Linked DNA regions of Homo sapiens: region 2 is linked to region 1. A link is a loop called in an ENCODE intact Hi-C map of the cell type or tissue named here. Cell type or tissue: PC-9. All regions are shown on one strand. Each heading gives the region's core, and the rest is flanking DNA. Links, peaks and the distances in the headings are about the cores only. Region 1 overlaps LOC124901607 (a long non-coding RNA gene). Region 2 overlaps WIPF3 (WAS/WASL interacting protein family member 3).

What was found. Peaks named below come from ENCODE experiments on the same cell type or tissue, not always from the same donor. Only the 100,000 strongest peaks of a DNase experiment are listed, where the experiment ranks them.
Region 2: it touches region 1 in a loop (3-fold over the local background); 3 of 110 quality-filtered maps call a loop at or near these places.

What each region holds. Positions count from the first base shown.
Region 1 is chr7:30,274,800-30,277,715 of GRCh38, forward strand. All of the region lies in intron 2 of LOC124901607 (a long non-coding RNA gene), which reads left to right. All of the region lies in intron 1 of LOC105375218 (a long non-coding RNA gene), which reads right to left. Among named protein-coding and RNA genes, the nearest start is that of ZNRF2, 8.3 kb to the right of the region's middle. In PC-9, for the core only: CTCF peaks have their summits at 1,506 and 1,709; no DNase peak of the experiment used is centred there.
Region 2 is chr7:29,877,131-29,880,046 of GRCh38, forward strand. WIPF3 (WAS/WASL interacting protein family member 3) reads left to right here. Exons shown (of 9, transcript NM_001080529.3): 4 at 1,879-2,010. Among named protein-coding and RNA genes, the nearest start is that of WIPF3, 72 kb to the left of the region's middle. In PC-9, for the core only: CTCF peaks have their summits at 1,112 (motif pointing right) and 1,321; DNase peaks (open chromatin) are centred at 221 and 1,141.

The DNA.
Region 1 (2,916 bases), core at 242-2,741:
AGCAGTTGGGGGAAGTGGTGTTAAGAAACAGAGCAAGATTTATTATTAGTATGCCACCTGTTAAAAACTGTACTGGAGAAACCAGCTACGTGTACCTCTAAACGTACTGAAATGCTATGTTTTACCAGAGAAATTCTAGGTCATTTCTAATGCCTCCCCAGAATGTCAATGAATCACTATTTCAATTGATTACAAACTCTAAAAAGTAAAAACTCATCATTTTCAAAACCTTTGAATTTGCTGTTTGTACAGGTCAGGTCTGGAGTGCCTTCCTAAAAGTTATTTATTTTCCCCTTTTTCGCTTGCTTCACAGAAGCAACTGAATTCTGTCAGTGTTTTTAGCTCTCTCGTATATTTCTGAGAGTCAAAACTGCCTTAGGAGGTTTTTTGTTTTTGTCCTTTCTTTGCTAAGTCTGTATGTTTTTAATGCAGCACATGTTATTTTCTTGTCTGTATGATTTGCTTGAAGGTTTTGATATTTACATATTATGAAAGAAAATGTCCAAAGTGTATAAAAAACACATTCCTTGTAAAATCTGATTATTTCCTAATGTTCAGGTCTGTTTGTTTCGATGTGGAGGTTGTAGAAGTTTTTTGGCATTAGTATTCTAAACAGTTTAGTATTTGTTCATGTGTACATTTTGCCTATGAGAACGATGTGAAAACGTATCTGCATCCAATCATTTGATCAGTCCTGCAAAAGCTTCTTCCATTCCTACTGTTACTGATGCTGTCCAGCCTTCATTATTTTTTTAATTGAGGTAAAATAGACGTAACACAAAATTTACCATTTTAACCAATTTTAAGTGGTTTAGTGGCATTAAGTACATTCATATTGTTGTGCAGCCTCCTCATTCTTTTTCACCTGGGTTACTGCAACAACCTTAAAAATGCAGTCTTGCTTCTAACTGTGCCGCCATTAAGGAAGGAACTAGAAATCGTATCTCTGCTGACTTATTTTCATTGGTGTATAGAAGAAAAATGGAAAGACAGAAGAAGCATTCTCTGTCATTTCTTCTGTACCTTAGACTTCTGAGTTGCTGAAAATGAAATGCAGACAGTGTTCTCAGGGCCTAAAAAGGACAAGTACCTGCTGTACTGGTTCCATCCCCTGCTGCAGATCATTCCTTGCTCAGGACATTTCAGCCCAAGCATTTGTTCTGAGAACATATAGAAAATAAAAAAATTCACTTGGCATTAAAGGGTCTGGCCACTGCAAGCACAAAGAAGCTTTTAGCAGTAAATTCTATAGCTTTAAAATGTGCTGAAATGATCATTTCAAAAATTAAGAGGCAAAACTCTTAGATGGCCAAACTAAGTTTGTAAGTGAAACATAAAGAAGCCTGAACTGCTTTGGCCCCCACCAGGGCAGCTGAAATTGGCTGGTGTGCACTGAGTCTTCAAGCCCTCTTGGGGGGCAGTAGATGCATCAGAATTGAGGAGCCCACTGCTGCAAATAGCTTCAGTTGGAGCCTTTGGCAGTGCAGTTTTGTATCACTAGATGTCAGTGTGGACTTTCCCAACCTCCGCCTTCTTGCCTTTGCAGGAGGTGGACTAGACATCACTTGGGGGCCTTCCTCAAGTCCTGGCAAACATAAGGCTATTTTCAGAACTGTAATTTCACCAAATATTTTGTCCACCTACATATATTGACTTTTAAGAGTTCTAGAAAATACAAACAGAAACTTTGAACCAAAGGTTGTTCTTTTTAATGCTGTGCCCTTCTAATCTCAATGCTTACATTTGGAAGCCTGCTTACAAGGATGTTCCAAGGCCAGCAATGGAAAGTTCCATGCGGTTCTTTTGACAGCAGCATGCTAGCCCAGATACCTGCAGGCCTAGCTTCAAGAAAGCATGGCTCCCTACACTACCAGGGCTCAGGAGTGAGGGCAGGAAGTCAAGAAGAAGTGTATGTGATTAATGCCGGATGTGGTGGCTCAGGCCTGTAATCCCAGCACTACAGGAGGCCGAGGCGGGTGGATCACCTGAGGTCAGGAGTTTGAGACCAGTGTGGCCCACATGGCAAAACCCGGTCTGTATTAAAAATACAAAAATTAGCCGGGCGTGGTGGCACACACCTGTAATCCCAGCTACTCGGGAGGCTGAGGCAGGAGAATTGCTTAAACCCGGGGGGAGGAGGTTGCAGTGAGCTGAGATCGGGCCACTGCATTCCAGCCTGGGGGACAGAGCAAGACGCTATCTCAAAAAAAAAGAAAAGAAAAAAAAAGAAAAGTATATGTGATTAGCCACATAGGGATTTAGTGGCCATATTTATCAGATTTTTTTTCGAAGTAGTTTGTAATCAGCTGCCTTCTGAAACCTTAAAGAATAGTCATTGTATTAGTTTTCCCATTGCTGATGTAACAAATTATCATAAATTCAGTGGCTTAAAACAACACAAATTTATCTTACTGTTCTAGAGGTCAGAAGTCTGAAATGGGACTTAAGTTGACTCACCTAAAATTGAGGTGTCAGGAGGGCTGTGTTCTTCTTGGAGTCTCGGGGAGAATCCATCTCCTTGTCTTTTCCAGCTTCTAGAGGCCACCTGCATCCCTTGGCTGGTGGCCCTCTTCAGGCTTCAAAACCAACAATAGCCTTGAGCGTTTCTTTGAACCACTCTGACCCTGCCTGCCCCTTTTACTTTTAAGGAATCTTGTAAGCACCCTGGGACCACAGAGACCACCCAGGTCTAGCTCCCTATCTCAAGATTCTGAATTTATTGACAACTACAACGTCTCTCTTGCTTCAGTAAGGTAACATATTCAGAGGTTCCAGGGATGAGGACATGGACATTTTTGGGTGGGCAGAGGCAGCACTTTTCTGCCTACTACAGTCATTACTTTTAAAGTAATATATGATGCAATTTTTCAGGTATGAATTTTTTAACAAACTAATTCAGTGTCACAAACAACTGTT
Region 2 (2,916 bases), core at 121-2,620, 400 kb before region 1:
GATGTGTTTACTGAAGGACAAGAGTAGCATACATTCATAACAGAACAAGAAATGATGTCAGTTTACAAAATCAGAGAGAGGCTTCTGAGACAAAAACCATTGTTGATGAAGCAGATGACTCTGGAGGAAACATTTTTAAAAGCCAGCTAGCAGAATGCTGCCTCAACTCTAGAGGACCTACTTCCTGGTCTCTCAGTGGTTTCTGATGTTTCTTCTCACCTAAAACAATGAGATCCAGTGTCCAGTAACCTTTAATCAAAACACAGCATCGCAGGAGACTGAAAGCCTGCCTTTGTTTGTTGCTGCCGTTGTCTAACAGCTGATCCGGGTATTCTGGTGATACTACTGTGTTGCTTAGTTACCTTGAACACATTATTTTTTTGCTGTGTTAATGGTATGCCATATTTTTAACTGCTAAGTACTTATGTGTGAAGAAGTGTAGGAAAATGATTGCTTATTGGTAGCATAGAAATTCAGTGTCAGGAATGATGGTAATGGACAAACCACAGATTGTCCACATGGGAGGCTGAGACGGTGACACCTTTGCTTTCTGATGGCTCCATGAACGCAAGCTTTGTTTTATGCACAAAATTATTTTAAAATATTGCATGAAATTAATATTTTATTAACTTCAGGCTGTGTGTAAAGGTACATATGAAACAAATACATTTCATGTTTAGACTTGGGTCCCATTCCCCAAGATATCGCATTATGTATATGTAAATATTTCAAAATTTTAAAAAAATCTGAAATACTTTGGTCCCAAGCATTTTGGATAAGGGATACTCACCCTGTAATGTAAGGTATTATTATGTCTTCCTATGTTTTGCTATGATGTGCGTGATGGTAATTCTTAAAGATAGTCCTAAAAATAGAATTATATCTCCTATCTGTAATTATAAATGTCAACACACAAGGATAGACAAATTTTTAAAGAAATATTTTCAACATTGAGAAATATTTTCAACATTGAGTACATTAAAAATTAGTTTCTGGTTAAACCCATGATCGAATTGGTTAAGCCTAATTAACAGGTAAATCAATTTCATTGAAACACTCACTTCCTAATCATTCTCATGAGTAAGTAATGTACAATATTAATACTCAGAATAATCTGGCCACTTTCATCCACCAGTGGGCACTGTGCCCTAATTTCTCTGTGCATATTAGCTTCAAGTTGTTAAATATTTTCTGCCAGGAATTCTTGTCTAAGCTGAGTATCTTCTCGTTTTCTGTAGTTGGTAATCACACATGTCTGGAAGGCTGGAGTTAGTGACACCTTTCCTCAGGGGCTCATGATCTTTCCGTTCCATAGATGAAAAGGTGCAGGGAGGTGCGAGGGGCTGGGGGCTTGAGGGCTGGAGAGACAGGAAGGAAACTGCCAGGGCACAGTCATGGCAGGCTTTACCTCCTGCCTGCTGTTCTGGTCAGCGCTCTGTGGACAAGAAGTTAAAATGACTGACTGAATTAAATCTGTGGGTTTTCTTTGTCTAGTCCTCCATAGCCAAGTTGAAAATAAGAGCAGCTCTACACCTACCACATTTGGGTTTTCTAATTCGAAGGTGCTGCCAGTTGCTCTGTTAGCATCTACAAAATGGCAGTGTTCAGGTCCCTTTGTTTTGGTCACTTTTCAGGGGAGCTGGGCACAGATGGTTAGTTCTTTGGTAGGACTGGAGAGGGCAGGGCATGTGAGTCTACAGGGTATCAAGGCAGAGGGTGCTTGGGGAGGATGCTGAGTGAAAGGATGACATTGGAGGTGGGAGAATGGGAAGGCTGACAAGGGCAGTGGTAGACCAGTGTTAGACCATGGTCTGAAATGAGACCTGGCTGCTCAGCTCTGCTCTCAAGTCCTTGCCTATTTGTGTCTTCTCTCTAAAGGTTCTAAAGGAACCAACAAAGAAGGAGGAGGTTCTGCAAACACACGAGGCGCGAGCACACCTCCCACCCTGGGAGATCTGTTTGCTGGTGGCTTTCCTGTATTGCGACCAGCAGGCCAGCGGGATGTAGCAGGTAAGGAAGAATTCATTCTGGCTCCCTTGTGGTCTGTATCTCCTTAACTTGTGGAACCATCTGGGCAATCCACACATGCCAGTAAGCAACATGGTTTTACTGAACGGGCATGATAGAGTAGAAGATCATGTTCTTGGGACCTTAAGCACTAGAAACTTCCAAAGTACAAAATGGTTCTTGAGAAATCTTTTAATTCATCATCCTGTTTAAATTATTCCATTGTAATAGCTTAAAAATGACTTGTAATAGTGTGTAATACTTAGTGATGGCGTGATGGTAGCCCAGACTGCAAAGTGTATATAAACAGAAGGTCCAAATTGTAATAGAACTTCATAGTGACATCACTGTGGATGCATTAGCAATGCATGAGTTGTAATGATTCGGTCATCATATCAGTTAGGTACTGCTGTGTAACGAAACACCCTAAAACTTAAAAGCTTTAAACAATCATTTTTTAGCCTACAATTCTGTGGGTTAGCAGCTTAGAGTAGTCTTGGCTGGGCTCCCTCTTGCATCTATAAAGAACTGCAGGTTGTGTAGGTAGCTTTGCTAATCTTATATTTCTCATATTTTTCCAACCTCTGGAGCCTCAGCTATAACCACTGGCCTGACTCACCTCTATCACGTGGTCTCTCAGTATCCAGCAGGCTGTCTGGGCCTTGTTTTCATGCCAGCAGCAGGGTTCCAAGAGAGAAGACAGAAGTATAAATAAAGTCTCTTGAGGCTTAGTCTTGGAAGTATTACTAGGATGTAACTTGGAAGTCTAAGAAGTATCACTTCCTACCACATTCTCTTAGCCAAAACAAGTCACAAGGATGGGGAAATAGACTTCGCCTCTTGATGAGAGGAACTGTAAAATCATATTTCAAAGATTATGGAATCAAGCATAAGTGGGTAATGAAGGCC